Regions from separate parts of the Homo sapiens genome. Here region 2 is linked to region 1. The links are chromatin contacts, found by Hi-C or POLR2A ChIA-PET in ENCODE. All regions are on one chromosome and are shown on one strand. Each heading gives the region's core, a stretch centred on a gene start or an enhancer-like site at or near the end of the contact. The rest is flanking DNA. Distances are from core to core; before and after follow the strand shown. Region 1 holds the start of BCL2L13 (BCL2 like 13). Region 2 overlaps CECR2 (CECR2 histone acetyl-lysine reader).

Evidence for each region. A loop is a pair of places that touch in the nucleus more often than their neighbours do. ChIA-PET counts read pairs that join two places held with the same protein, here RNA polymerase II (POLR2A).
Region 2: a loop to region 1 is called in a map of dorsolateral prefrontal cortex, with 2.9 times the contacts of the local background. The contact joins the enhancer-like site here to the promoter of BCL2L13 in region 1. A Hi-C loop is called at or near these places in 1 of 168 maps with a recorded cell type or tissue (dorsolateral prefrontal cortex). POLR2A ChIA-PET finds 5 or more read pairs at or near these places in 1 of 52 experiments (HEK293).

What each region holds. Positions count from the first base shown.
Region 1 is chr22:17,636,250-17,641,581 of GRCh38, forward strand. It overlaps BCL2L13 (BCL2 like 13), which reads left to right and starts at 2,508. Exons shown (of 7, transcript NM_015367.4): 1 at 2,508-2,637. It also overlaps the pseudogene LOC124905160. RefSeq lists enhancers at 773-1,645, 1,646-2,517, 2,070-2,119, 2,170-2,349, 2,470-2,749 and 1 more.
Region 2 is chr22:17,377,357-17,382,688 of GRCh38, forward strand. All of the region lies in intron 1 of CECR2 (CECR2 histone acetyl-lysine reader), which reads left to right. Among named protein-coding and RNA genes, the nearest start is that of CECR2, 11 kb to the left of the region's middle. RefSeq lists enhancers at 1-17, 1,796-2,473, 2,470-2,639, 3,242-3,802. Within about 2 kb of position 2,080, at least 5 of the 41 ENCODE cell types and tissues checked have a DNase peak (open chromatin) inside an H3K27ac peak, as active enhancers do.

The DNA of each region.
Region 1 (5,332 bases), core at 1,258-3,757:
GGAGGCTGAGGTTGCAGTGAGCCAAGATCTGCCACTGCACTCCAGCCCAGGCAACAGAGGGAGACTCCGTCTCAAAAAAAAGAAAAAAAAAAAAAAAAGCTACATGTGGTGGCACAAGCCTGTGGTCCTTGATACTTGGGAGGCTGAGGTGGAACAATTGTGAGCCCAGGAGGTCCATGATGCAGTGAGGTATGATTGTACCACTGCACTCCAGGCTGGGTAACAGAAGCGACACCTTGTCTCTAAAAAAATAAATAAGACCAGGCATGGTGGCTCACGACTGTAATCCCAGCACTTTGGGAGGCCGAGAGGGGTGATCACCCAAGGCCAAGAGTTGGAGACCAGCCTGGCCAACATGGCGAAACCCTATCTCTACTAAGAATACAAAAAAAAAATATTAGCCAGGTGTGGTGGTGGGTGCCTGTAATCCCAGCTACTCAGGAGGCTGAAGCAGGAGAATCGCTTGAACCCAGGAGGTGAGGTTCAGTGAGCTGAGATCGCGCCATTGCACTACAGCCTGGGTGACAGAGCAAGACTCTGTCTCGAGAAAATAATAATAAAAAATAAATAAATAAATAAAGGAAAAGACTGAGAGCAATGTGAAAGAAATGAACTTAAGTATGTACCAAATTGGTAACATAAGTACCTCCCAAAATAAATTATTGCATGTTACATTTTTGAAAGTTTTTTTAGGTAAAGTGTACATACAGTGAACTGCACAGACCTTAAAAGTAAAATTAGGGCCGGGCGCGGTGGCGCACCCCTGTAATCCCAGCACTTTGGGAGGCTGAGGCAGGCGGATCTCTTGAGGTCAGGAGTAGGAGACTAGCCTGGCCAACATGGTGAGACCCCGTCTCTATTAAAAATTTTTAAAAAGCCAGGCACGGTGGCTCACGTCTGTAATCCCAGCACTTTGGGAGGCCAAGGCGAGTGGATCACCTGAAGTCAGGAGTTCAAGACCAGCCTAACCAACGTGGAGAAACTCTGCCTCTACTAAAAATACAAAAATTAGCTGGGCATGGTGGTGGGTGCCTGTAATCCCAGCTACTTGGGAGGCTGAGGCAGGAGAATCGCTTGAACCCGAAAGGCAGAGGTTGCAGTGAGCTGAGATCGCGCCCCTGCACTCCAGCCTGGGCGACAGAGTGAGACTCTGCCTCAAAAAAAAAAAAAAAAAGTCTTCATTTTTGGTTACCCATTTCACTGCAACCTTTGCCTCCCAGGCTCAAGCGATTCTCCTGCATCGGCCTCCCAAGTAGCTGGGATTACAGGCGCGTGACACCATACCTGGCTAATTTTTTGTGTTTTTAGTACAGATGGGGAGTTTCACCATGTTGGCCAGGCAGGTCTGAAACTCCTGACCTCAAGTGATCCGCCCACCTTGGCTTCTCAAAGTGCTGGGATTACAGGAGTGATCCACCACACCCGGCCTGTACTATTAGTTTTCCAAGGTCACTAAGCCTTTCCTTTGCAAAACTTTATGTCCCTATTAATGGCACCATCCTTTCCTCAGTCACTCGGGCTTAAAAAGCATCCTGTGGCACCAGCCCCACAATAGCAGTTCAACTCTTTTATCACTTCCTTTAGAATAGCCTTGTTGAGATATAGATCTCATAACATAGAATTCACCTATAGTGTACAATTCAGTAGTTTTCAGTATTTCAAAGAGTCGTGCCACCATCACCCCAAAAAGAAACTCTGTATCCACTGGCAGTCACTCCCCATCAGGATTTTATCACTTCTGATCTGGCTCAGTCTTCTAACTCCTTATTGTCAATGCCCTCCTTGTTCCAATTCAGTACACACACCACGGGCAATTTGATCTCCCTAAAACACACTGTATCCTCTCTCCTAGATACCTTCCGATACTCCTCCAAAGAACTCTCGGATTCAAGTAAACAAACATCCATTAATACAAGTTAAGTATGTTCCAGGCGCTGTGTGTTCCAGGTACTGTTAACAAAAGCGGGTTACTAGTTAAGACTTCCTTCATGCCCTGGCGCCTCTGCTCAGCCAGTTCCCTTCGCCTAGGAGGACCTCTCTACACCACCCCGCTATATTCCCTCCCCGGAATTCCTTCCCAACCTTCAAGGACCATCTGCCCCAACTAGTGGCGAACATCGAGGCTGTCGTGACTGTGTAGATACTTATTTGACCTGCTCCCTTGGCAAACACTTGAAACGCAATACATGTTTGTGGAACTGAACATAGCCTGTGCATGCAGCAAGGCTTCTTTCCCTGGAATCGCCTGCCCTTCCTCCAACACAGCGACCAGCCGGTCAGAATCCCAACCCCTCGACTCCGGAAATGATCTGAGAGACGGAACTTCCGAACGTCGCAATCAGATTTGGGCGGGCTAGGAGGGTTTGGGTCTTCAGGTCACATCTGGACGGAGAGACCTCCGGGGCCTCCGTTGGTCGGTCCTTCCGCTCCGGATACCGTTCCGGATGTCAGGTAGTTCAGGTCCCGCCCCGACGCCGGCCGTGACGAAGGCACGCCGGGGTGACCTCACCCTCCAACATGGCGGCGGCGGTAGATTAGGGCCGCGGGTCGGAGCACTCACCGCCGCTGGGGGACCCTGTCGGAAGCAACTGCCGCCGCCGCCTCTTTCATCTCTTCTGGGGCAGGGGCCAGGGCCAGGTGAGGGGAGTGGGGTTCCGGGAAGGCTGAGCTGGGTGAGGAGGTGGTTTTCACCTGGGTAGGAAAGTGCCCAGAGACCGTATCGAGCCACCGACTCCCCAGTGGTTCCGACGACGCGTGAGTTTGAGTGTGTGTGTCTACACCGGCGCTCCTTCGCCCGAAGGTGCTCGGAGCTTAGGGGTCCGCTTCACCGTGACCGGACCTGGCCGCGCGGCCCCGCCGCTGAGCAGGCTTCTTCCGGCGTGGGGTGCCGGAGGCGGAGGAGCTCGGCCCTGGCTCCACGCCGCTGTCCTTCCCCACAGACAGCTTCACGTGGAAAACCCGGGTCCATTTTTAGGGCTAAACTGGGGAACGGCGACTTCTTTTTGGTTGAGGGAAAGGTTTTCCTGCGATTCACTTAGAACACTGGAAGATTAGCTTTGCCAGTCTTAGTCGTTTCTTCTCAGAGATTGTTAGAAGTCTTGTTTCTTAACCTTAATTCACTGCTGTTCTGACACCTATTTTTTCAGAAAAAAACTGCCTTCTTGCCCTTGGAGGCAGTACAGTTCACACGGAGTCATTTTCCCCCTTTGATTTATCCTCCCAACATTCTGTAAAGATCCTATTTCTTGCCTTCATAACCGACTTTCTGAGTGGAGGCTCTAACCTAGCGTTGAAAATCGGACGGATCTGGCCAGTTGTTCACATGCTGTTGACTGCTGGCTTTGGTTAGCTCTTAGCCACTCCCTGCACAAGTGTTTGTTTATTCAAAATAGCTATCTCACTGTCTCTGTTTAGAAGTTTGAACTAAGCTGAGAGCCCTCCCTCCTTACTTTTATTTTTTTGTTGTTGTTGCGTAAAACAAAACAAAAACTTCTTTGGCGAAATTATAAGATTTCCTCTGGAGGTTTAGTATAAAGCAGAATGTTGCTCTCTGCCCTGACTAGTGTGACCTTGGATGAGTTGCCACACCCTTCAGATACCTTCTTTCTTTTTTTTTTTTTTTGAGACAGAGTTTCCCTCTTGTTGCCTAGGCTGGAGTGCAATGGCGCGATCTCAGCTTACCGCAACCTCCGCCTCCTGGGTTCAAGCCATTCTCCTGCCTCAGCCTCCCGAGTAGCTGGGATTACAGGCATGCGCCACCACGCGGGGCTAATTTTGTATTTTTAGTAGAGACGGGGTTTCATCATGTTGGTCAGGATGGTCTCGAACTCCCAATCTCTGGTCATCCCCCCGCCTCAGCCTCCCAAAGTGTTGGGATTACAGGCGTGAGCCACCGCGCACGGTGATACCTTTTTTTCAACCACCCCCGCGCCACCGCATGAAGTATTATTTTCATTTTTAACACCCTCTCTCCCCCAAGTGAAGTATTCTTCATTTGGTAATAGGCAGTTAAGGGTATTGAAAATCTTTTTACTAGGAATGGTCAGGTACTGTTCTGTATTTTTTTTCCAATGGCTCATTTTTTATGTGGAAGAGTATATTCAGTAGTTGGATTCACTTTTTATTTTATTTTTAGTTGTCTCCTACAGCAAGGACCAGTAGTTGAATTCAATTGAAAGATGCCTAAGGCTATATCTAACCAGTCTTGTAAAAAAACAGACTTGTGTTTACTAGCACATAATCTAATCAACATGTATTAAATATCACACACATTAAGCTTTTAGGACAAGTGGTTTGCAACAGTAATAATCATTAACAACATTTCATTTGGCTGTTTGCGATGGCTCACTGTAATCCCAGCACTTTGGGAGGCTCAGGCAGGAGCATTGCTTGAGCCCGGGAGTTCGAGACCAGCCTGGGCAACATAAGGAGACCTTGTCTTCACAAAAAATTAAAAAAAAAAAAAATTAGCCAGGCATAGGTCCCAGCTACTTGGAAGACTGAGGCGAGAGGGAGGACTGCTTGAGCCCGGGAGATCAAGGCTGCTGTGAGCTGTGATTGCTCCACTGTACTTCAGTCTGGATGACAGAGACCCTGACTCAAAAAATATATATATGTTTGTTTATTAATTTTTTATATATATATATATATTTTTTTTTTGAGGCGGAGTGTCGCTCTGTCGCCCAGGCTGGAGTGCAATGACACGATCTCGGCTCACTGCAAGCTCTGCCTCCTGAGTTCACACCATTCTCCTGCCTCAGCCTCCCGAGTAGCTGGGACTACAGGTGCCCGCCACCGCGACAGGCTAATTTTTTGTATTTTTAGTAGAGACGGGGTTTCACCGTGTTAGCCAGGATGGTCTCGATCTCCTGACCTCGCGATCTGCCCGCCTCGGCCTCCCAAAGTGCTGGGATTACAGGCATGAGCCACTGCGCCCGGCCTAAATAGATATGTATTTTATTGTGAAATACTTCAGGCATACAAAACACAAGTGTTAAACATTCACTTAGTTCCAGTCTGCATTTATCATTTTTTAGACAGGATTTTGATTTGTATCTTATTCCAAATAAATGTTCACCAAGAGTTCTTGTTTAATATATATACAAAGTGGGGGTGGGTGGTATTTTCAGATTGGTTTATTTTTTTTTCTTGTTCTTCCTCAGACGGTAATGTGCCAATAAGCCCATGAGGCAACATGATTTGAGGGAGGCACATGTCATGCATTAGCATGAAACCCAGTCATCTTGGTTCTTTATGAACCGCAAAAGGATTGGAGTAGCTGATTTTTTTTAACAACTTTATTGACATATAATTAACGTACCATACAACTCAC
Region 2 (5,332 bases), core at 830-3,329, 260 kb before region 1:
CCTAAGATTTTGTGCTTTGAGATTTTGAGGAATTCTGGAGGCTGAAGGCATTGAATTATGTGATTCTTACTTCATTTTTTTTTTTTTTTAAAGACAGTATCTCACTATGTTACCCAGGCTGGATTTGAACCCCTGAGCTCAAGTGATCCTCCTGCCTCAGCCTCCCCAGTAGCTGGGACTCCAGGCACATGCCACTGCCTTTGGCTTCCTTTCACTTAGTCTGTTTCTTATATCTCATGTCATCAATAGCTAGAACTCTGAATAAGATCCACTTACAGCTTCTGGCTTGTGGTTTGCCTTTCATTTGCTATTATAACCTTTTCAGATGGCTGCTACCCTTCCTCCATATTTGCATATTTCATGGGATGCTATCCCTTGGATGCTTTTATTATATCTTTATATTAGCCTCTAACAAATATCAGTCAATTTATATTGGAAAACTTGGGGACAGTCATTTTTCAGCAGCTCTTAGGATTGAGAAAGGAATGAATGATTGGAAAGTAAGAGTGAGCTCCAGATTGTGTTCCTTTAATCCTCTGGGTTTCTCAGCCTCAGCACTATTGATAGTTTGATCTGAAAATCTGTTGTGGGAAGCTGTTATATGAGGAATGTTATATGCGTTTTGTTTTGTTTTGTTTTGTTTTTGAGACGGAGGCTTGCTCTGTTGCCCAGGCTGGAGTGCAGTGGCGCTATCTTGGCTCACTGCAACCTCCGCCCCCCGGGTTCACGCCATTCTCCTGCCTCAGCCTCCTGAGTAGCTGGGACTACAGGTGCCCACCACCACGCCCGGCTAATTTTTTGTGTTTTTAGTAGAGACGGGGTTTCACCGTGTTAGCCAGGATGGTCTGGATCTCCTAACCTTGTGATCCGCCCGCCTTGGCCTCCCAAAGTGCTGGGATTACAGGTGTGAGCCACCGCGCTGGGCTGTTTTTTTGTTTTTTTGTTTTTTTGTTTTTGGGAGACGGAGTTTTGCTCTGTTGTCCAGGCTGGAGTGCAGTGGCACGATCTCGGCTCACTGCAACCTCTGCCTCCCGGGTTCACACCATTCTCCTGCTTCAGCCTCCTGAGTAGCTGGGACTACAGGTGCCCACCACCACGCCTGGCTAATTTTTTGTATTTTTAGTAGAGACGGGGTTTCACCGTGTTAGCCAGGATGGTCGCAATCTCCTGACCCCCTCCTCGGCCTCCCAAAGTGTTGGGATTACAGGTGTGAGCCGGCCCACCTGGCCCTCGTTTTAAGATGTTTAGCAGTATTGTTGGCCTCTATGCTCCAGGTGCCAATAGCACCCCCAGTCATGACAAATATAAATGTCTCCAGACATTGCCAAATATGTCCGGCGGGGTGAAATTGTCCTGCTTTTGAGAATCATTACTTTAGTGTGTGAGGTAGAGATGACTTTTCAGTGTTGGTCATTGTATAGAAGGTACACCCTATGTGAGATAGATGAGTTTTTCCTTGTGATGGGCATTTTTTCCCCTAAATGCAAACCTTTAGTATTTTTGTTTATGGAAATTTAAGGAAGTTAAAGTTGCTCCCAGATGTGAATGTCATCAGCAATTGTACATGTCACAAACCTGGGAAACAGATGTTTTGTTAATTTTTTTCTTTCTTTGAGACAGAGTTTTGCTTTTGTGGCCCACCCAGGCTGGAGTGCAGTGGTGCGATCTCGGCTCACTGCAATGTCTGCTTCCCAGGTTCAAGCAATTCTCCTGCCTCAGCCTCTCAAGAAGCTGGTATTACAGGCGTGTGCCACCACACCCGGCTAATTTTTGTATTTTTAGTAGAGACAGGGTTTCACCATCTTGGTCAGGCTGGTTTCGAACTCCTGACCTCCAGTGATCAGCCCACCTCAGCCTCCCAAAGTGCTGGGATTACAGGCCTGAGCCCCCCGCGCCTGGCATTGTTAATTTTTTTCTCTTTCCTAGAACGTCATTTAAGGAAAGAAGAGAGTTTGGGGCTAGTAGGGAGGGAACTGTGAAGCTAACTGAGGCTGATAAAGAAAGGCCTTCCCCTACAAAAGGCCTCCCTGAAGCAGGGCCTGGCTGCCTAGTGCCGCAGGGAGGAGGGGTGAGGGGTGTTTGTGCTGCAGCCTGGGGCTGGAGCGGCTGCCATTGCCTGTCAGGGCACAAGGCTCTTGACAGATCTCTTGAGCATTGAGCAGTGGTGTACTGGGGAGGGCGTTATCCATGACCAGGTCAAAAGTTCAGTGGGACCTACGTTGAAGGTGTGTGTGTGTGTGTGTGTGTGTGTGTGTGTGTGTGTGTGTGTTTGCGATATATGCATATGTAAAGTTCATTATTCCGTCAGAATTTTCAGTGTAGAACACAGCGACCACATGAGCTTGAAGCTGCTCTAAATGTTTTTTAATGATTTTTCATGTTTAATTTTGCTCTCAGCAAGCATGGTGAAATATTTTATGGATTCAAATAGATTTTTATTTTGGTTTGGGGAGCAAACGGTATTGTGAGTGTGACTCAAGCAGTCTAGTGCACTGTGAAGGGCTTTGAGCTTCTTGGAAGAAAGATACCATAGAACTTCAAGGAAATGAGATCACATTATCTGTGGCTTTTGAAGATGTTTTTCATTGAATGTCCATCTCCAAGTCCTTCTTTTCCATCTTGGGGTATTCAATCCCCACAGAGACCCTGTGTCTTGTTTTTTATTCTTTATCTCTTTGGCTGGGAACTAAGGTCTGACCATTGTTTTTTTTTGTTTTCTCTTCTACTCCCTTGTGCTCTACTCATGCCCTAGGGTTTGTTCTGGGCATCAGTGGAGGAGGGGTAGAATTTCTGGCTTGCAGCAAGGTGTTAAATCCGAGAATTTGTGTAAATAAGTTGGTGTGAAGTCAATCAGTTCTACAGCCAAAAGCAGTTTTCTCCTCTTTAGAGGGCAGATGACCCCTCTGAATAATTCTCTCATGTGTTCTTTTTTGTACTTCGTTAGCCATACACTCATTTAAACTGTAATATGGTTTATGCAAAAATATATAGAAGATAGTATTTCATTCTCCTTTTTAAAGTCCCTGACCTCATGTGGCCTTTACAAAAGACATTGGCCGGTTTAAATGATGTCATATGCGTATAAGTTTCACACTGGAATGGTCAGCTTTTAGCTTTGGTTCTACAGCCCAGACTCTTTATGAGCTAAATCAGGTCTACTTTTTCCCTAGGGTGGGTTTGCTGGAGTGACGTGTGACTTGGCATTGTGTCACTGAGGCATGTGGCCACCTGAATTGAATGTGTGAGTGGCTGTCAGAACAGACTGTGTGTACCCTCCCTTGCTCCTCCCCACCCATCACCTCCAAAAGTAAGTGATGAAAATAGAGGAAGCCGTGGGGCCACAATTAAGCTCACTGCTTCACGTTTTCAATGTTGAACTTTAAATCACACCCAATTAATAATTCCTGAGAATGGATAAGTTCTTAGAATTGAAAAATGCTGTTCAGCAGTCTTGTTGACTGCAAGAGTGTTTTCTTCTCCTGGCCGGTTCCTTTTAATGAACAGCCCTACCCTGAGTGTTCATTGTCTCAGCAACAATGGCACTGAGGACAGTTGATTTGCTTGACAGAAAATGTGTTAAATTAACAGATCTACTTCTTTAGCAAATCCTTTCTCTTCTCCATTCCCCATTATGTCTCTCTGTCTTCCTGAAAGGTTGTTTGTGAATTCTTTTAGGTGTGGGGACAATTTTTATAGCAGAGGCCTGGAGTTCTTTGTTCAGGGAACATTGTTGTACACGGGGGTGGGCGGGGGGGAAGGTGCTTTAAAGAAAAAATTTCACCTGTTGTCATAATAAAGGAATTTAATTTTGGATTATTTTCCACTCTTACACTGGCATTGATTTGGGTTAGTATCCACACGAATGTACTGATGCTTTTCACATTGGTTCTGAAAGACTTTCCCCCCATTTTCCTTTGTGGTGTTAAAGCAGCCCCCCAGCCCTCCTTACAGGAATGTTGAAGATTGGGAGGGGGATGCTTGGTTGAGGATGCTTGTGACACGTAACTCTAGACTTTTTTTTTAACACGGAACACTTCACGACTCTGCGTGTCATCTTGCATAGGCCAGTTTTAGTGCAAGTGCTGCTGGAGTGAGTGCATAACCCTGGATTTTCATCGCTTTCAGCAATGGAACCCATCTTCCTTACCCCTGACTCCGCTTGGATTTCTGTAACATGCACATTTTTAAGGTTAAAGTGAAATGTTTTTAAAAAAGGGAAAATCTCAAAACCCAATCAGCCTTCCCTGTGTTATTGTCATCATTATTAATACTGAGGTTGCAGAGGTATGTGGCAGAGTCCCTGTTGTGCTGCTGCCCTGGGGGAATTTGTCTGTCGAAAAGGGGCAGGGCAGCAGTGGTATTGTGAAACCTATGTTGTTTGCCCAGTGAGCGATAGGGAATATAATTGCTGTAAGAGTTCAGAGGAAGGCAGAGATGGCGAGTGAAACGCTTCCTGGAGGAAGCATCATGCTTCTGGGGGTCATGCTGAGTAAGTCAGTGTAGTTAGCTAGGTCAGAGAGCCCCCACATTTTTTTTTTTTGTTTTTTTTGAGACGGAGTCTCACTCTGTCACCCAGGCTGGAGTGCAGTGGCACAATCTTGGCTCACTGCGAGCTCCGCCTCCTGGGTTCACCCCATTCTCCTGCCTCAGTCTCCCTAGTAGCTGGGACTACAGGCGCCTGCCACCACGCCCTGCTAATTTTTTTTTTTTTTTTTAGTAGGGACGAGGTTTCGCCGTGTTAGCCAGGATGGTCTTGATCTCCTGACCTTGTGATCCGCCCGCCTTGGCCTCCCAAAGTGCTGGGATTACAGGCGTGAGCCACTGTGCCCGGCCAGAGAGCCCCTTCCTCATAGAGACTAATAGAAAAAGAGGTTGAGAGAGAGAGATCATAGAGGCAACATTGCAACAAGCCTTGAAGACTGGCCTCACTGGTGATCATTTTTCTTCAGGCAGTGGAGAAACCAAGTTTTAGAGTAAGAAGTCCTGTATACTAAGTGTTTTAGGTTAAATCTGGTTTTGGTAGCTGGAATAGAACAGACTGGAAGAAGAAAGACTAGTTTTAGCTACAGGCACACCTCAGAGATATTTTGGGGTCAGTTCCAGACTATTGCCATAAGGTGAATATTGCAGTAAAGTGAGTCACATGAAATTTTTGGTTTCACAGGGCATATAAAAGTTATGTTCACAGTATACTATAGCCTGTTAAGTGTGCAGTAGCATTATGTCTTAAAAAATAATGTATATACCTTAATTAAAAAATATTTTAGGCTGGGCACAGTGGCTCACGCCTGTAATCCCAACACTTTGGGAGGCTGAGGCTGGCGAATGGCTT